2 separate regions of the Homo sapiens genome follow, and region 1 is linked to region 2. Evidence: read pairs that join two places in POLR2A ChIA-PET (ENCODE). Cell type or tissue: GM12878. All regions are shown on one strand. Each heading gives the region's core, and the rest is flanking DNA. Links, peaks and the distances in the headings are about the cores only. Region 1 overlaps MTCL2 (microtubule crosslinking factor 2). Region 2 overlaps TGIF2 (TGFB induced factor homeobox 2).

The links. Peaks named below come from ENCODE experiments on the same cell type or tissue, not always from the same donor. Only the 100,000 strongest peaks of a DNase experiment are listed, where the experiment ranks them.
Region 1: POLR2A ChIA-PET joins it to region 2 with 6 read pairs; 11 of 35 experiments call an interaction of 5 or more read pairs at or near these places.

The regions. Positions count from the first base shown.
Region 1 is chr20:36,835,773-36,847,810 of GRCh38, reverse strand. MTCL2 (microtubule crosslinking factor 2) reads left to right here. Exons shown (of 15, transcript NM_080627.4): 2 at 8,370-8,594. Among named protein-coding and RNA genes, the nearest start is that of MTCL2, 22 kb to the left of the region's middle. RefSeq lists enhancers at 1,511-1,560, 1,731-1,880, 6,092-6,151 and a silencer at 11,819-12,038. In GM12878, for the core only: a CTCF peak has its summit at 4,502; DNase peaks (open chromatin) are centred at 4,310 and 5,677; H3K4me3 peaks cover 313 bases; H3K27ac peaks cover 4,708 bases.
Region 2 is chr20:36,591,529-36,599,528 of GRCh38, reverse strand. TGIF2 (TGFB induced factor homeobox 2) reads right to left here. Exons shown (of 3, transcript NM_021809.7): 3 at 5,579-8,000. All of the region lies in intron 2 of TGIF2-RAB5IF (TGIF2-RAB5IF readthrough), which reads right to left. Among named protein-coding and RNA genes, the nearest start is that of RAB5IF, 10 kb to the left of the region's middle. RefSeq lists enhancers at 3,441-3,810, 7,122-8,000. In GM12878, for the core only: a CTCF peak has its summit at 6,977 (motif pointing right); DNase peaks (open chromatin) are centred at 3,618, 4,648 and 5,238; H3K4me3 peaks cover 1,715 bases; H3K27ac peaks cover 3,915 bases.

The sequences.
Region 1 (12,038 bases), core at 1,703-9,702, 250 kb before region 2:
GCAATCCTTGCTTATTGCAGCCTCAACCTCCCAAGCTCAAGTGATCCTCCTGTTGCAGCCTCCTGAGTATCTGAGGCTACAGGTGTACAGCACCATGCCTGGCTAATTTTTAATTTTTTTGTAGAGATGGGGTCTCGCTATGTTGTCCAGGCTGGTCTCAAACTCCTGAGCTCAAGGGATCTTCCCTCTTTGGCCTCTGCAAAGTGTTGCGATTACAGGCGTGAGCCACCGCGCCTGGCCCCATACTCATTCTTTAATTCCTACATCTACCCATAGACAGTGACAGGTACCTGCTCTGTGCCACGGTCTGCCCTGGGTGATGCTGAGGACTAGACACAAACCAGCCCCTGCCCTTCTCCCTAGCTCTTGGGGAAGATTGACATGAAAACAGACAAATACAACCTAAAATTACCAGCACAACGGACCATAGATTTCAGAGTGTGGGGTTTGAATCAGAGTCTGGGAAGGAAATGTTCTGGAAGGATGAGATAGTCAGGAGTCAGCCTGGCAAAGGCCGTTCTAGCAGAGGGAATAGCTGAACAAATTGGAAGAGCACAGTTATGACGCACTGACCCAGGGCCACGTGGCTTGTTTGGAATCCAGCCCCGCAGGTCCCTTGCTCAAGCAGCTCTGCGAAGCTTCTGAGCCTCGTCTCCTCATCTGCAAAACAGGAACGTTTTCAGCACCTACCTCACAGGGTCGGTAAGAGGATTAAACTGTCAACTGATAATGCACGTACTGCCTGTGCGGGGGCCTGGTAATTAGTGAGCCTCCTAATAGGTGGTAGCCGTGTTTTGTTTGTTGAAACAGTCTGTCTCTGTCGCCCAGGCTGGAGTGCATTGTTGCAATCTCAGCTCACTGCAACCTCTGCCTCTGGGTTTCAAGCGATTCTCCTGCCTCAGCCTCCCGAGTAGCTGGGATTACAGGCACACGCCACCAAGCCTGGCTAATTTTTTTGTATTTTTTTGTAGAGATGGGGTTTCACCATGTTGGTCAGGCAAGTCTCAAACTCCTGACCTCAGGTAATCCATCCGCCTCGGCCTCCCAAAGTGCTGGGATTACAGGCGTGAGCCGCCGTGCCTGGCCAATGGTAGCCATTTCTAAAGTCACAGCCTATTTGGACGCTGGAGGGCTGGGGTAAGGCGGGAGTAGGGAGGAGACCAGGGGCTGGCTCAGGACCCGGTAAGGGGACTTGGACCTACTGCAGAAGCTGGTGAGAACCGGTGGAAGAGATAGAAAGCCGTCTACCTTCTTCAGATTTTCTCCAAAAACAGCTATTAACTGTAATCAGAGCAAAAAAGCATTCTCTAGAAAGGGAAGCACTGCCTATCCTGGCAGCAGTGTGGGTGCCCTGGTCCCCCATCCTCCCCCATGCTCCTATTCCCCGTTTCTAGTCCAGCTAAAAAATCTGGGTTAGCTTCAAGAGTAGCCTTTAAGGTGAAGAGGTCAACTTGAAGGAGGTGGCCAGGCCGTGGTGGGGCTGAGGGTCAGGGGCCCCAAGGCTCTGAGGTGGGCACTACCAGGCACTGTGCCCTTTTGTTGTCTGGCAGAGGATGAGGCTTGGGGTTTCCCCAGTGGTGTTGAGGGGATTTTTTTTTTTTTTTTGAGACACAGTCTCGCTCTGTTGCCCAGGCCGGAGTGCAGTGGTGCGATCTTGGCTCACTACAACCTCTGCCTCCCAAATTCAAGCAATTCTCTTGCCTCAGCCTCCCAAACAGCTGGGATTACAGTCGTGAGCCACCACAGCTGGCTAATTTTTATATTTTTAGTAGAGACAAGGTTTCACCATGTCTACAACTTTGTTCCATAGCCACGAGGCCTACTGAGTCCAGTGGAGCTGGGCCTCTCCCTCCCCACTTCCACACAGTTAGGGGGTCTGGGAGCTGGGAGAGGCTCTTCAGAACCACTGAGCTGTCTGTGAAGGAGCTGGGAAGCCTGTGCTCCTCACCCCCACCTCCCAGGGCCCCCCACCCCCAGCTCCTTCAGTTGGATCTGTCACTGGAGAGCTCTCCTGGGATGGAGGCCCAGACTGCATGACCACAGAGCCCCAGAACATTCTTAGGCTCCCTGAGGACTGTGAACCTCTGGAACAGAACAAAGGCCTGCCCTCTGGGTCCCCTCCCCAAGCCCCAGCAGCACCTCTCCTAGCCCCACCTCGGGCCCGGAAAGCCCAGCGCCCCTGCCTAAGTCCTGCATTCGCCAGCCTCTCCCGCCCACGTCCCTGCAGACCCAGCCTGGGGCCACAAGCCTGCCTTTGTCAGCTCACCCTCTCACGTGGGGCCGTGCCAGCAGGGGCTAACGGGCATTCTGCCTGCAGCTGGGACTAGCCCCCTGAGAGGCCTAGGCCCCCCTGGAGAGATGGAACTGGCGTGAATGCAACATCTTGGGCTGTCACAAATTGACTGTGGTGAAGGGCAGGCCTTGGGGAGACAGCTGCTCATGTGAGAACTATCATTCATTCATTCACTTATTCAAAGGATGCTTGCTGAGATCCTGCTCTGTGTCAGGCCCTGGCATGGGGACTTGTGCTCAGAGACCTGACTCTTGCCCTTTTAGGGGGGGAAATAACTAGAAGGAAACGCCCTTCATCAGAATCCCTTGGGGGGCTCACCCTAGGAGTTTCTGATTCAGCAAGTCTGGGTTGGGACATGAGAATTTCTCACAAATTCACCAGTGATGCTGATGTTACTGGTCCAGGAACTGCACTTTGAGAGCCACTGTAATTCAGGTATTGTAATTATGCATGGATTATGTTTTCTTTTTCTTTTCTTCTTCTTCTTCTTCTTTTTTTTTTTTTTTTGAGACAGAATCTTGCTCTGTCACCCAGGGTGGAGTGCAGTGGTGTGATCTCAGCTCACTGCAATGTCCATCTCCTGGGTTCAAGCAATTCTCCTGCCTTAGTAGCTGGTATTACAGGCACCTGCCACCATGCCTGGCTAATTTTATATTTTTAGTAAAGACAGGGTTTCACCAAGTTGCCCAGGCTGGTCTCGAACTCCTGACCTCAAATGGTCCGCCCGCCTCGGTCTCCCCATAGTGCTGGGATTACAGGCGTGAGCCACTGCACCTGGCCTGTTTTCTCTATTTTCAAAACTGTCTCTATGATCATGTTTTACTTTTAGAGACAGGTTCTTGCTCTGTTACCCAGGCTGGAGTGCAGTGGTGCAATCATAGTTCAACAGAACCCCAACCTCCTGGGCTCAAACAATCCTCCCACCCCAGCCTCCCAAGTAGCTGGGGCCACAGGTGCACTACCAGACCAGGTAATCCATCCACCTCAGCCTCCCAAAGTGCTGGGATTACAGGCATGAGCCACCGCACCTGGCCAATGATAGCCATTTTTAAAGTCACGGCCTATTTGGATGTAATACATTATTATTATTGTTGTTATTATTATTATTATTATTATTTTTTTTTTGTAGAGATGAGGTCTTACTGTGTTGCCCAGGCTGGTCTTCAACTCCTGGGCTCAAGTGATCCTCCTGCCTCAGCCTCTCAGAGTGCTGGGGTTACAGGGGTGAGCCACTGTGCCCTGCCAGTGCTTTATTTTATTTTATTTTATTTTATTTTTTTCTGAGACAGAGTCTCGCTCTGTTACCCAGGCTGGAGTGCAGTGGCATGATCTCAGCTCACTGCAACCTCCGCCTCCTGGGTTCAAGCAATTCTCCTGCCTCAGCCTCCTGAATAGCTGGGATTACAGGCGTGCACCACCACGCCCGGCTAATTCTTATATTTTTAGTAGAGATGGGGTTTCACCATGTTGGCCAGGCTGGTCTCAAACTCCTGACATCGTGATCTGCCGGCCTTGGCCTCCCAAAGTGCTGGGATTACAGGCGTGAGCCATCGTGCCCGACCTGGCCTGTTTTATAAATAAGAAAATCAGTCATTTAAAAGTTAAAAAAAATGATTTCCAAAAATGACTCTAGTGCTCTGGGTGTGATCTTGTGTAAGAGATGTTACCTCCCATGATCTAAATGTCATGCATTTGTTAATGTAGCCCAGCATCATAGGGTTGTGTGCATTTCCCCTTGGTTCAACCTGAGCTTGGGGTCCACTTAGACCCTCCTATTCTTTCCATCACCATATCCTGTCATTTTAACTTTCTAGAGATAATAAGTGAGGTGCTGGTAACCGGCATGGCTAGGATTTGAACACAGATCCATCTGGAGGCTGGCCTAGCCTACCGGCTTGCACTTCCTGAGTGATCTTTCCTTCATGCTTCCTTCACCGGCTGCCTGAAACAGCGCGTGGATCCTTCACTTCCTCATTTTTTTAACTGGTGTGATCATTTACTGTTCCACTTCCTCCTCTCCACTCTGGTTCTGTCCACGTGGTATGCTGGTGGGGTGGTGAGTCTATGAGGGTGGAGGTGGGGGTGGGGGGCTGGCAAAGTGACTGTTCTCTGCAGCCCCAGGAGTCAAACCGATGGGCAGGAAAACCTCTCGAGCTTGTGAGAACTGGCCTGGAGGGCAGGGCTCCCTAACCCTGACTCTGAGTTAAATCCATCCAGCCTCAGGGGGCGCTGGCAACCCCAGTCGTACCCCCTTCCTCACAGGGAGCCATCCTACCAGGCTGACCATTGGAAGAGCAGAGCAGTCCTCCCCATCTGGGCAGGCAGGAGTGAAGAGAGAGAACCCCATGTTTGTTCCTTTCACAGGCACAAAATCAGATCCCCCTTCCTCCCAGCCCCAGCGAGGGTGTGGTGAGGGGTGCTCGGACAGAAGCCAGAGGTGTCCCTCTGACGGGAGCAGAGTGGACACTCCCTCCTCCCAGTGGCAGCATGAGGAGGGAGGAATACGAGACCCCACTTCCCAGTCCCTTCCTTTCCGTTTTCTTTGGGGAAAGACGGGTAGGGAGAGCTGAGGAATCCGGCTCTCCAGATCTGCCCTCTCCAGGGCCCACAGAGGCCTTCTTGCCCCTTGGACCCCCCACCCCTGCTTCCATCACTGCCATCCTCGGTGCTTCCCCTGGCTCCTCAGGGATGCCTTTAGCAGGTCATTCATCCCTGGTGACTCTGTTTCTCTTTTTTTTTATTTTGTGAGACAGAGGCTCGCTCTGCTGCCCAGGCTGGAGTGCAGTGGTATGATCTTGGGTCACTGCAACCTCTGCCTCCCAGGTTCAAATGATTCTCCTGCTTCAGCCTCCCGAGTAGCTGGGATTACAGGTGCCCACCACCATGCCTGGCTAATTTTTGTATTTTTAGTAGAGACGGGATTTCACCATGTTGGCCAGGCTGGTCTTGAACTCCTGGCCTCAGGCGATCTGACCGCCTTGGCCTCCCAAAGCGCTGGGATTACAGGCGTGAGCCACCGCACCTGGCCAGTTTCCCTTCTTAGTATACAATCTTATTTAAATCATTCGGTCACATTAAGAGTAGGTATTATCATTCCCATTTGTGACTAGGTTTTCACATTTGTATGAGACATAATAATTATGCATTTCTTCTGCGTAATTCTACTTCCCTCCCCCTTACACTTAGTATCTAATGATTGTTGCACATTCGTATGTCTTTTTTGTTGTTTTTGACCTGACTAAACATGCATGCATCCATTCAGTTAATATTTGTTGGGAGGCTACCACCTGCTAGGCCAAATGGGGTTGCCTCCAGGCACTCATGGTTTGGCTGGGAGACAAACTATTAAACATAGAATTGCAAATTTGCTAATAATGATTACAAAGGAGAAGTGAGGAACAGCTGGAAGCTGATGACAGCGGTAGCAGAAGCTGCCTTCAGGAAGTGAGGTCATACTCTTACCCTCTCTGCTTAAAACCCAAACCCAGGCCAGGCATGGTGGCTTATGCCTGTAATCCCAGCACTTTGGGATGCTGAGCTAGGCAGATTGCTTGAGCTCAGTTCATGAGCAACCTGGGCAACATGGCAAAACCCTGTATACACACACACACACACACACACACACACACACACACACACACACCCCACCCCCCACCCCCGATGTGGGGTTGTGTGTCTTTGGTCCCAACTACTTGGGAGGCTAAGGTGGGAGGGTGGCTTGAGCCTGGGAGGCAGAGGTTGCAGCGAGCTGAGATTTTGCCACCGCACTCCAGCCTGGGTGACAGAGTGAGACCCCATCTCAAAACAAAAGCAAGCAAACAAATCCCAAACCCAAATTCTATTTGGCCCTTCACAGTACCATGTGGTTGACTCCTGTCAGTTTCCTCAGCCTCAAATTAACCCAGTAGCTGCCCTGGCCTCCTTGCTGTACCTTGACACACTGAGCTCTTTCCTGCCTCTGAGCCTTGGCACACACTGTTCCCTCTGCCTGGAATAACCTCTCCCCCTAGCTTTCTCGGCTGTTCCTTCTTGTCTCAGCTCAAATGTCTCTTTTGTAGAGATGGCCTCCCTGATCATGTCCCCTAACATAGCACCCCCCCTCACCCTATCATATAACTCATGTTGTTTGGTTTCATTTTGGCTTTGTCTTTATAGCACTTAACAGTATCTGAGGTTTGTTTTTGTTTTTTTTTCTTGGAGATAGGGTCTCACTCTGTCACCCAATGGTGCAATCTCGGCTCACTGCATCCTCTGCCTCCTAGGTTCAAGTGATTCTCATGCCTCGGCCTCCCGAGTAGCTGGGATTACAGGCGTGAACCACCACGCTGGGCTCATTTTTTTTTTTTTTTTTTTTTTTTTTTTGTATTTTTAGTAGAGACAGGGTTTCACCATGTTGGCCAGGCTGGTCTCAAACTCCTGACCTCAAATGATCCACCCACCTCGGCCTCCCAAAGTGCCGGGATTAGAGGTGCGAGCCACTGCGCCCAGCCAGGTGTCTTTTGTTATTATTATTTTCTGGTTTACTGTGTATCTTCCTGGTGAAGCTTGGGGCTCCATACAGAGTATATAGAAGGGGCTGGACCCACCCCATTGTCCCTCCCTGCCCCTGCGCTTAGCACAGGGCCTACCTAGGACGTACATAGTTGATGCTCATCCATGTTTCTTTTTTTTTGAGACGGAGTCTCGCTCTGTCGCCCAGGCTGGGGTGCAGTGGTGCGATCTCGGCTCACTGCAAGCTCCGCCTCCTGGGTTCACGCCATTCTCCTGCCTCAGCCTCCCGAGTAGCTGGGACTACAGGCACCCGCCACCATGCCCAGCTAATTTTTTGTATTTTTAATAGAGACGGATTTTCACCATGTTAGCCAGGATGGTCTTGATCCAACCTCGTGATCCGCCCATCTCAGCCTCCCAAAGTTCTGGGATTACAGGCATGAGCCACCGTGCCCAACCTCATCCATGTTTCTTAAATGGCCTCTCCTGCTTCCCCAGTGTGTTCCTGTTGCTTCTGTAACAAATCACTACAAATTTAGTGGCTTAAAAGAACACCAGGCCAAGGGCACGGTGGCTCATGCCTGTAATCCCAGCAATTTGGGAGGCCGAGGCAGGCTGATTACGAGGTCAGGAGATGGAGACCATCCTGGCTAACACGGTGAAACCCCGTCTCTACTAAAAATAAAAAAAAAAAATTAGCCAGGCGTGGTGGCGGGTGCCTGTAGTCCCAGCTACTCAGGAGGCTGAGGCGGGAGAATGGCGTGAACCCAGGAGGGGGAGTTTGCAGTGAGCCGAGATAGCGCCACTGCACTCCAGCCTGGGCGACAGAGCGAGACTCCGTCTCAAAAAAAAAAAAAAAACACCAGGCTGGGCAGGGTGGCTCATACCTGTTCCCAGCACTTTGGGAGGCCAAGGCGGGCAGATCGCTTGAGGTCAGGAGTTCAAGACCAACCTGGCCAACATGGTGAAACCCCGTCTCCACTAAAAATATAAAAAATCAGCTGGGTGTGGTGGTGGGCACCTGTAATCCCAACTACTTGGGAGGCTAAGGCAGGGAGAATCGCTTGAAGTAGGGAGGAGGAGGTTGCAGTGAGCTGAGATTGTGCCACTACACTCCAGCCTGGGCAACAGAGTGAGACTCCGTCTCAAAAACAACAAAAAAATGAACACCAGATTATTATCTTCTGATCCTGGAGGTCAAAGGTCTAGAAATCAAGGTTTGGGCAGGGCTGCATTCCTCGGGAAGGCTCCAGGGGAGAAACCTTTTCCTTGCCTTGAGAGGCACCCCCTTCCTCCGTCATCACAGCCCCTTCCTCCAACATCAAAGCATCTCACTCCAGCCTCTGCTTCTGTTTCCCTGTCTTGGGATCCTTAATTTACTCATATTTGCAAAGTCTCTTTTGCCATGTAAGGCAACATTCACAGATCCTGGGAATGTGAACATGGACGTCTTTGGAGGTCTGTCATTCAGCCTGCCACATCCAGGTCCCCCACGGTGCTTCATTCAGTCCTAGGTGTGGCCAGTACTCCGGCCTCCTAGCTGCTACTGTGGGCCCAGTGACCTGACTCTTCCTTCCCTCCGCAGGACGAGATTGAGGAGCTGCGGGCCGAGATGCTGGAGATGCGGGACGTCTATATGGAGGAGGACGTGTATCAGCTGCAGGAGCTGCGACAGCAGCTGGACCAGGCCAGCAAGACCTGCCGCATCCTGCAGTACCGGCTGCGCAAAGCCGAGCGCCGCAGTCTCCGTGCCGCCCAGACCGGCCAGGTGGACGGCGAGCTTATCCGTGGTCTGGAGCAGGATGTCAAGGTCAGCCTGGGCTCGGGTGCCCTTGTTGCTGGGATGGGACCACAAGTCTAAGTGGGGCCCAGGTTGGCCTTGCATCTCATTTCCGTGTGTCCATGGCCAAGTTCTACCACCTCTCTGGGCCTCAGTTTCCTCATCTAAGTAGGAATTCCTGGTGAACCCACAGGGCTTCTATCAAGGGTATCCCAAAATGATATCATAATATGAATCCTTCCTACTAGCAGCAGCTACTGTTTTTTTTTTTTCCTTTGAGACAGAGTTTCTCTCTTGTTGCCCAGGCTGGAATGCAATGGCGCGATCTCAGCTCACTGCAACTTCTGCCTCCCGGGATCAAGCGATTTCTCTTGCCTCAGCCTCCCAAGTAGCTGGGATTACAGGCACCTGCCACCACACCCGGCTAATTTTTGTATTTTTAGTAGAGACAGGGTTTCACCATGTTGGCCAGCCTGGTTTCGAACTCCTGACCTCAGGTGATCTGCCCACCTTGGCCTCCCAAAGTGCTGGGGTTACAGGCATGAGCCACTGCGCCTGGCTGAGAAGCTACTGTTTATTGAGTATCAACCACCACCTGGTGCTAGCCTCTAATTGTCCCCGCACAGTTCCATGGGGGTTTCTTTTTCTTCTTGTTTTTTTAGAGACAAGGTCTTGCTCTGTTGCCTAGGTATCAGGCAGTGATGTGATCATAGCTCACTGTAGCCTCCACCTCCTGGGCTACCCCCACCTCAGCTTCCTGAGTAGCTGGGACTACAGGCACACACCACCACACCTGGCTAATTTTTCTATATGTTGTAGAGATGGGGTCTCATTATGTTGCCCAGGCTGGTCTCAAACTTCTGGGCTCAAGTGATCCTCCTGCCTTGGCCTCCCAAAGTGCTGGGATTACAAGGATGAGCCACGGTGTCAGGCAGAGGTTCCTTAATTATGCTAATGAAAAGTAGTGAAGGCCTCGAGACCATCCTGGCTAATACAGTGAAACCCTGTCTCTACTGAAAACACAAAAAATTAGCCAGGTGTGGTGGCAGGCATGTGTAGTCCCAGCTACTCGGGAGGCTGAGGCAGGAGAATGGCGTGAACCCACGAGGCGGAGCTTGCAGTGAGCCAAGATCGTGTCACCACTGCACTCCAGCCTGGGCGACAGAGCGAGACTCCGTCTCAAAAAAAAAAAAACAAAGAGAAGTAGTGAAGGCCTAGAGTTGGTCAAGGCTGGTTTAAATCTTGGCTCCAATATACCTGAACTTTATTATTTTGAGCAAAGTCATCAATTTCAGTGTCCTCATCTGTAAAATGGGTTTGCAGCAATCTCTATCTCACAGGGTTATATGAGGATTAAATGAAATAATGCGGGCTGGGCACAGTGGCTCATGCCTGTAATCCCAGCACTTTGGGAGGCCGAGGCGGGCAGATCACCTGAGGTCAGGAGTTCGAGACCAGCCTGGCCAACATGGTGAAACCCCATCTCTACTAAAAATACACAAATTAGCCGAGTGTGGTGGTTCCCGCCTGTAATCCCAGCTACTCAGGGGCTGAGACAGGAGAATCGCTTGAACCCGGGAGGCGGAGGTTGCAGTGAGCTGAGATCGCGCCACTGCACTCCAGCCAGGGTGACAGAGTGAGACTCCGTCTCAAAAATAATAATAATAATAATAATAATAATAATAATAATAATAATAATGTGGGTAAAATGCCAGCATAAGGACTCAAAAATGTTAGCTATCATTATTTCCATTTTCTTGATGAAGAATCTGAGGTTCAGAGAAAAGCAATACCTGCCGAAGGTCAAGGGGCGCTCAGTGTGTTGGTGGCAGAGCCCAGGCTCATGAGCCTCCCAAGCCTCCAGCTTGGCCTCACTGCTCTCTGCTTCAGGAAGCAGGGGAAGGGTGGGTGGGAGGTTGGCAGGTGGGATGTCCCCCTGCCTGTCTTCGGAAGCTCTGGTCTGGTGGTGAGAACTCCAGGGCCCCCAGGCCCGGCCCTCTGCCCTCAGAACTCAGCCCAGTGTGATCTGGTGACACGAGGAGCTGGGATGGGGCCCTAGGGAGGCTTCCTGCAGGGGTGACTTCTGAGTGAAGGCCCAAGGGAGAAGTGGGCCTGAGCCAGGAAGGGGGAAAGAGGAAGGTGGCAGAAGATGGCTCCTGTGAGGACCCAGGGGAGCGGCAGGATGCGAGTCAGCCACACACTTACCTGGGGAGAAGTCCCTTCTGTTGGAAGACACTGGCAAACTCAAGCCCTATAGCCTTTCCAGTGGAATATAAAAGAAAAACCTTTGTTAAGGGACCAGGGAGAGCCATGGTTTCAAAGGCCAGCAGAACCAGGGGAGGTAAACAGGAGTGCCTGTTCCAGGAAGCTGCTGGCGCCCCCTGTGGTCTTGTTGGTGCACAATGGGATTGTAGTGCTGTCCTACACATGAGGCAACCAATGGTTGTGTCTCCGCCAGAGGTGGAGGCTCATGCCTGTAATCCCAGAATCCCAGCGCTTTGGGAGGCTGAAGTGGGAGGATCGCTAGAGGCCAATAGTTGGAAATCAGGCTGGGCAACATAGCAAGACCCTATCTCTACAAAAAAATAAAAAAAATTAGCAGAGGCTGGGGGTGGTGGCTCACACCTGTAATCCTAGCACTTTGGCAGGCCGAGGCGGATGGATCACCTGAGGTCAGGAGTTCGAGACCAGCCTGGCCAACATGGTGAAACCCCGGCTCTACTAAAAATACAAAATGAGCCGGGTGTGGTGGTACACGCCTGTACTCCCAGCTACTCAGGAGGCTGAGGCAGATGAATCGCTTGAACCTGGGAGGCCGAGGTTGCAGTGAGCTCACACCATTGCAGTCCAGCCTGGGTGACAGAGTGAAACTCTGTCTCAAAAAAAAAAAAAAAAAAAAAAAAAATTAGCTGGGCGTGGTGGCAAGTGCCTATAGTCCCAGCTATATGGGAGGCCAAGGCCAGAGGATTGCTTGAGTCCAGGAGTTAAAGGTTTCAGTGAGCTATGATTGCAGCACTGCACTCCAGCCTGGGCGACAGAGCGACAAGGTCTCTCTCTAAAAGAAAAAAAAGAATGAGTTAGTTTCCAAGTTCAAAGCGTACCTCTACTTGACAGGGCAGCTCCCGGGCATATTCAGATTCCAATCACTGGGTTGGGAGGGGTGGGGGGTGGTGGGGGAAGGCAGTAGGGAGGAGATGGGGAGGGGGAGGGAATAGCTGGAGAAGCTCAGAGGAATCTGCGTTTGGGCATATAGTGGAGGATTTCTGGGAGGGACACAAAAAAATGTCAGACTTCAGAAAGATGAGGAAGAGGCGGAGGAGAGGCTGGGACCTGGAGCTAGCTGCCGGCTGCGGCGCCTCCGTGGGTGGAGCTAGAGCAGCGGCGGCGGCGGCGGGGAGGCGGGTGTGGGGAGCGGGTGTGTGGCTCTCCGGAGTCTGGGCGGAGAGGAGGGGCCGTTTCTGTTGGGGTTTGAAT
Region 2 (8,000 bases), core at 1-8,000:
AGCATCTCATTAGACAGTATTTTTTTATGTCATATTTGTTTTTTCTTTTTCTTTTTTTTTTTTTTTTTGAGACAGAGTCTCGCCCTGTCACCCAGGTTGGAGTGCAGTGGTACGATCTTGGCTCACTGCAACCTCCACCTCCCAGGTTCAAGGGATTCTCCTCAGCCTCCCAAGTAGCTGGGATTACAGGTGCCCACCACTATGCCCAGCTAATTTTTGTATTTTTAGTAGAGACGGGGTTTCATCATGTTGGCCAGGCTGGTCTCGAACTCCTGACCTCAAGTGATACGCCCACCTCAGCCTCTCAAAGTGCTGAGATTACAGGCATGAGCCACTGCGTCCGGCTCTAGGTCATGTTTGTATTACATTGCGAAGCTCTGACCGTAACTCCAAGAGCCATTATGTTTGCATGGGATTGGGAGAGGTCACAGAAAGTTCTAGTTGGAAGGGTCCTCAAATCCTGCAGTGTAGCCCAAGGTCATAAGGGAAGTTAGAAGTTCAACAGGCATCTGAAACCTGATCCCTGTTCCTCCTCTTACCTCTCTAGGAGCAGACAAAGCTAAGCTGGCAGCCAGAGGGGAAGCCCTTGTCTAAAAGGTATTTTTGGGACTCAGACTTGTTCCCTATTTGCTTTCACCCAAGGCTTTCCTTATCTTAGGAAGCGGGGAACCTGGCTGAATCTCAGTGAATCCGTCTGGTTAAAATAAACATCTTGGGTGGTCTGAGTTGGAAAATAACTTGATGAAGGGTCAGATTTGAAAGTGGGAGAGACAGATTTGGAAGTAGGACAAATTTTGTCTTTGTGAGTTTGTAGCTGTTTAGTACTAGTTGAACACATGAGCTCAGCCTTAGGGCTATTTCCCAGCTGAATGCCTCGATAGCACTGCCAGCTGCTTGGAGTGGGGTTTGGAGAGGAAGGTATATTCTGAGGGGTAAGACTGGCCCCTCACAGGCACTGATGGATCACAGGTATCAGAAATCCTGGGGGCAACCATCAGCCATGGAAAGAGCACCTGTTGTTGGAATGGAGGTCTGAGATTGCATCCTGGTCTTTTTTTTTCTTTTTGGCCCACAATAAATGTCATACTAGCACTTAATGAACCCTCACTAGCTACCAGTCACTTCACTAAATGTTTTACATTCATTTGTTTTGTTTTGTTTTTGAGACAGTCTCACTCTGTCACCCAGGCTGGAGTGCAGTGGGACAATCTCAACTCACTGCAACCTCCACCTCCTGGGTTCAAGCAATTCTCCTGCCTCAGCCTCCGGAGTAGCTGGGACTACAGGCACCTGCCACCATGCTCAGCTAATTTTTGTATTTTGTAGAGATGGGGTTTTGCCACGTTTGCCAGGCTGGTCTCAAGCTCCTGACCTTGGGTGATCCACCCGCCTCGGCCTTCCAAAGTGATGGAATTACAGGTATAAGCCACTGCATCTGGCTACATTCGTTTTCATCCAAAACCTGGCTGGGCTTTTAACCATTAACCATTATGCTAAACTCTTCTCTTTTTATACCTTTACTTGCAATTTCTCTACATCGTGTGTGGATTACTTTGGTAATTAAAATGGTAGGGCTACACTTGACCTTCAAGTTACCATAGCCTCCTGGGAGCAAAGACGTCAGATGGTTCAGAGACCCTTCTTCCTCTCATCTTGTAACTTTGAAAGACAAAGAGTTGCTACTTTCCCAGCCCAGTAGTTTCCTGGGGATAGGTCAGTGTCCTGATAATGAATGGTGAAGGTCTCTGGAGCAAGATCATCAGAATCTCATGTGGCATCAGTGAAGAATGCAGATTCCTGCCCAGACTCTCTGGGCGTGAGGTCTGGGAATATGCATCTTTGTAAGCTTTCCTGATGATCTTGATGGATATTTAGGCTTGAGAATTACTTCTCTGGGTAATTAGGCCCAATTCTGCCACTTAAAAGCTGTGTGGTATGGGGTAAGTTATTTTACAGGTTGTTTTTCCCTCAGCTGTGTGCTGAGCAAGGATAGATAGTAACGTATAGATTATCCTATTTCATCCTCCCAAGAGGTAAGTATTACTATTCCCACTTTATTGATGATGAAAACTGAAGTTTGGAGTAGTGAACTGTCTTGCCTATGGTCATGACAGCTAATCAGTGACAGACCAAGAATTTGAAACCAGGCTTGGGTCATAGAGAAATGCCTTTGAAATCAGTAACACTGACAGCAGTGATGGTTATTTCTGCATCCTTCGAGTGCCACACCTTATCCTCTGCAGCTCTAGTGCATAACATAGCAAGGATACAGCCATACAAGGCAGACCTGGCCTCTGCCATATGGAGTTTTCATGTAGCAGCTTTCTTTTCTTTTTTTTTTTTTTGAGACGGAGTTTTGCCTTGTCACCCAGGCTAGAGTACAGTGGTGCGATCTCGGCTCACTCCAACCTCTGCCTCCCGGGTTCAAGCGATTCTCCTGCCTCAGCCTCCCGAGTAGCTGGGATTACAGGTGCCTGCCACCGCGCCAGGCTAATTTTTGTAATTTTAGTAGAGATGGGGTTTCACCATCTTGGCCAGGCTGGTCTCGAACTCCTGACCTCGTGATCTACCAGCCTTGGCCTCCCAAAGAGCTGGGATTACACGTATGAGCCACCGTGCCCAGCCCATGTAGCAGCTTTCAAGCTAGACTGTACTTTTAAAATCCAGAGTCCTCAGTCTTACCCCAGAGATGCTTATTCCTAGGGCTAAGTTGAGGCAAAAAAAAAAAAAAAAAAAAAAAAAAAGGTTCTAAGCCTGGGGGCCATGGAGAAACTACCATTCAAAAACAGTGGAAAGGAAGAGGACTTCCCTGACCACCCATCTAGAGGATGGCAGATCCCCTCCCCACCAATCACTACCATTACCTTTATTTTATTTTATTTTATTTTTGAGACAGAGTCTCACTCTGTCGGCCAGGCTGGAGTGCAGCGGCGCCATCTCAGCTCACTGCAACCTCCGCCTCCCTGGTTCAAGTGATTCTTCTGCCTCAGCCTCCCAAGTAGCAGGGACTACAAGCATGCACCACCACGCCACCCGGCCACCTTTTTAAACAAAACAAAACAAAAAAAATATTAATGCAAAGTCCAAAATCGATACCCAAAAGCTTGAAGCATCATCTTAGCCCTATTAAGAACAAGGGTATAGGCTGAGTGCGGTGGCTCACGTCTGTAATCCCAGCACTTTGGGAGGCTGAGGCAGGCGGATCATGAGGTCAGGAGTTTGAGACCAGCCTGACCAACATGGTGAAACCCCGTCTCTACTTAAAATACAAAAATTAGCCAGGGGTGGTGGTGCGTGCGTGTAATCCCAGCTACTCAGGAGGCTGAGACAGGAGAATCACTTGAACCCAGGAGACGGAGGTTGCAGTGAGCCGAGATTGCACTGCTGCACTCAAGCCTGGGCGACAGAGCAAGAATCTGTCTCAAAAAAAAAAGAACAAGGGTATAGAGAGGCGGCCAGGCTATACATAGCCAGCCCAAAGAGACAGCGGGTATTCACGACCAGGGCAGATACATTTAAAAGCTGTTTCCTGAATGAGACTCTAATAAAAAAGGTGGATGTCCTTAGATCATGTTCCCAGCGTCACAGGAGGGGCCCTAGCCACATTATCCCGCAGTTCACTTTCATTATCTAGAGTGCTTGCTCACTCCAGGGCTCATTTGAAGCTTGATGCAGAAGACACTTTTGGTTTCAGTTCCTTTTATTTTTTTTTGAGACAGTCTCGCTCTGTCGCCCAGGCTGGAGTGCAGTGGCATGATCTCGGCTCACTGCAACCTCCGCCTCCAGGGTTCAAGCGATTCTCCTGCCTCAGCCTCCCGAGTAGCTGGGATTACAGGGGTGCGCCATTCCCACCCCACCAATTTTTGTATTTTTAGTAGAGACGGGGTTTCACCATGTTGGCTAGGCTGGTCTTGAACTCCTGACCTCAAAAGTGATCTGCCCGCCTCAGCCTCCCAAAATGCTGGAATTACAAGCATGAGCCACCACGCCCGGCCGATGTGAATTGAATATTAAACTTACTTTGAAAAGCTGTAACAGCATGTGCCTATTCTGCTGAGCTCCAGGGCCAAGTGTGCAGTTTGAGAGATACTGAGAGAGAAATGGGGGAAAATCAGGACCTTGGGTGAATGGCTGAGGGAGCTGAGGCTCTTTAATCTGGGAAACTTGAGTGGGGAGGCTCTCTCTCCAAATTCCTGAAGGAGAGTGACCTGTAGGAGAGACCACCAAGATTTCATTCACAGAAGAAACTTCTTGTGCTGAGCCCACAGCACTGTTCTAGACAGCTAGATGATACTATGTTAGTAAGTGACCACTATATTACTTCAGGTAGGTTCTGGGCAGACCTGAGTGACCCTGAAGGAAAACAGACTTGAATTTGAATTCGAGCTCCATATTTATATGGGCTATATGAGTTCAGGCAAGTATCTGAAATCCCTACTCAGTTTCTCTTTTTTTTTAGAATAAAAAAAAATTAAAAAAACGATGGGGTCTTGGGGTCTCATTCAGTCACCCAGGCTGGAGTGCAGTGGTCCAATCACAGCTCATTGCAGCCTCAAACTCCCAGGCTTAAGTGATCCTCCAGCCTCAGCCTTGGAGTAGCTGGGACTGTAGGCACAAGCCACAGCCCACTCAGTTTCTTTACCTAGGGCATCTCACTTTCATGTGTGTGTGTACAAAAATTAAGAAATTGGGGCTGGGCACAGTGACTCACGCCTGTAATTGCAGCACTTTGGGAGGCCGAGGTGGGTGGATCACGAGGTCAGGAGATCGAGATCATCCTGGCCAACACGGTGAAACCCCGTCTCTACTAAAAAATACAAAAAATTAGCCGGGCATGGTGGCGCACTCCTGTAGTCCCAGCTATTTGGGAGGCTGAGGTAGGAGAATCACTTGAACCTGGGAGGCGGAGGTTGCAGTGAGCCAAGATTGTGCCACTGCACTCCAGCCTAGCAAGAGAGAGAGACTCCGTTTCAAAAAAAAAAAAAAAAAAAAGAGACTGAACATAGCACAGACCCAGACCCAGGCACACTCAACCAAACTCAGTTTCCCACTGTTGCAGACCTTGGTTTTTATAGTTTGGGCTGCAGTTAGTGTATTGTCATTTCAGTATGGCAGAAACGTATTAACAGCTAGTTTAAGCAAAAAGGGGAATTCACTAGCTTACATAATAGAGAAGTTTACAGGTGGTCCTGGTTTCAGACATGACTGGAGCTTCCATCTCATAGCTGCTTCTCTCTGTGCCGGGTTCACACTGCAGTCATGCTTGTTTCTTACCGAGAGAGGGGGAGGACAAAGTTGCCAGTTCCTCAAGGTTACATCCTCACCACTTAGCAACCCCAGAGCTTAACTGTTGATTCCAGGGAAGACTGGCCCAATGTGAGATGCAAATGCCCCCTTTACCCTGAGTTGAATGGGATACAGAATGGAGCTGGTGAAAGGGAATGGGGGTACAGCGTGCACAGAACTCACAGCTGGCTACTAGAGGGAGAGTAAAAGATGTAAAGCAAAATAAGAAGCCAGTGACTGCTTTGTCTTCAAGCCTGGGCCCTGAGCCCTGGTGGATCAATCAAGAACCCTGTTTCTGCTTAAAAAAACAAAAAAAAATTTTATTTGACAAAAGACAAAAAAGTTATTTACAGTAGTTTTTGCTCAAATAATTCAATGGGACAACTGTGCTTCTCCTCCAGGTTTATCTTACAACCAAACCCAAGCAGAGTCTGCCCTACCCAACACCCCATTTTACATAATGGGGAAATGCCAACCAGAATTCAGCAGCATGGCTCCCTCACCACCCTCCATTGCTCAGTGCACTGTGGGGAGGGAAAATCCCACCTCAGCCCAATACACTTCCAGAGTTCCCTACTACAGGCATCCTGCAGCAGTTGCACCAGACCTGGGCTCACTGACAGGGCTGGGATGGAAGAGGCTGGGCAAATGGCAGCATCAGTTAACCTGGATGAAGCCATGTTCATTCTTCCCCACTGGGCCTCAGGAGGGTGAGGATCCCTGATCCCCCTGGGGCACACGGGGAGAGGGCACGGGAGGAAGAAGCCAGAGGGAGGCAACACAGAGAGCCCAGGAAACTTGCCCACCTAGAGAGAGCAAAGCTCCCTCTCCTTCAGCGATCCGTTCACACTCCCACAGCAACAGATGGGCGACTCAGAAGTTGGGGAGCCTCTGTGATGGCTTCAGGGATCTTCCCAGAAAGTACAGAACACATGTTACTGTCTTTCTCCTGGCTAGATCCACCCACCCAAGTTAGTCAGTATCCAGGAACCTTTTCTCCTTGTGCCTGACCTGGTGATTTCAGGAAAACTAAAGGCTGTCGTCCTGATCTATCTTTTGGCCCAGTGACACTACTCAGGACAAAAATATTTTGGCTAGCAATAACCTAGGATTAGTGTTTCTTAGGATATATAAAGATGGGGCATATTGTTGAACACTGTCAGCAATGAAACAGCAAAAGAGGCTGGGCGTGGTGGCTCACGAGGTCAGGAGTTCCAAGACCAGCCTGGCCAAGATGGTGAAACCCCGTCTCTACTAAAAGCCAGACATGGTGGCGGGTGCCTATAATCCCAGCTACTCGGGAGGCTGAGGCAAATAATTGCTTGAACCCGGGAGGCGGAGGTTACAGTGAGCTGAGATCGCACCACTGCACTCCAGCCCGGGTGACAGAGCATGACTCTGTCTCAAAAAAACAAACAAACAAACAAAAAACAAAAAACAAAACAGCAAAAGAAAAAATGGGGGAAAGGGAGGAGCATAAGACCAATCGTTATCTGTTCACTGGGCAGGGGCTTCTGTAATTCTAATTTAAAGAAAGGTGAAACAAAGACAATCCCAGCTAGGAGGCTTCTAACCCTTTTCCAGCCCCACCTTCTCTGAAGGCAGTTCCTCCGCAGCAGTGGACACCATTCCTGCTTTCCCCAAAGTTTCCTGCCACCATTGTGGGAAAAGCTGCCTCTCTGGAGGACTTCCTGACCAGCAGATGGCTCACTTTTCTCCCAAGTAGGAGGTGCTGGGAGCTTCTGACATATGGGCCCCTCTAATCCAAGTTGCTAAAAGAATTCAAAACTGAGGCTGCAGGGCAAAAGTGTTCAAGAACAAAGGGAAAAACACTAAAGAAAAAAAAGAAAAAAAAAATCCATCGCTTCAGTCTAGTTTACTTCCCCCACCCACCCAAAAAAACTACAATAAAAATTAAAAGAAAAACCAAACACCTTTTGATCTTATCTTTCTCTGCTAGGTGCCTAGAAAGTTGAGTCAGAGTCTGCTGGACTGCCCCCTGCTGTGGCTTTCTACCCTTCTGTGCCTGCGGCAGACAAGCCAATGCGCTCATACGGTTGTTTTTTTTTTTTTTCCCTGCCTTTTTTTTGGTAAACCAAACCAATGATAAAACAACCATTTGGAATTTCACACTACTGCAGAGACTTAGCTGGTCCCCAAGATAAAAATATTCCTTTCTTCCAAAACAATCCTCAGTGGCAGTGGTGGGTCCTTCCCAGCTCACCAGAACGCTATCATGCAGTGCACTCTCGTTCCCCACACCTGGGCTAACTACTGCCGTGAATGCAAACCACAGCAAAAAAGGGAAAAAGAAAACAGTTTAGCAAAAATCTAAACATTCAACTGGAGTCGGTTCTGTTACATCCACTGGGTTCCTCTTTTCTTTTGTTCACGCATATGAACTTGGAATGTCCACACCTGGCTTGACAGAAACAGCACAGGGGCAGCTTGGACCCAACATAGGACTGAATTTGGCAGCTTTCCTGAGCCCAGCCCAGGAAACCAGGCTGGAACAAAGGTGTCCCAGGGATTTTCTGGAGAAGCAGCAGAAGCAGCAGCACCATGCTTGTCTCCGATCTCTTGGTCTCATCACTGAGCGGAGGCCTGGAGAAACGGCAGAGTCAGCAGAGGAGAGGGCCCCCATCACAGTGCAGTGGTGCCAGCTGGCATCTTCCTGTTGAAGACCTCTGGACAGAGGAGATGATCCCAATGTT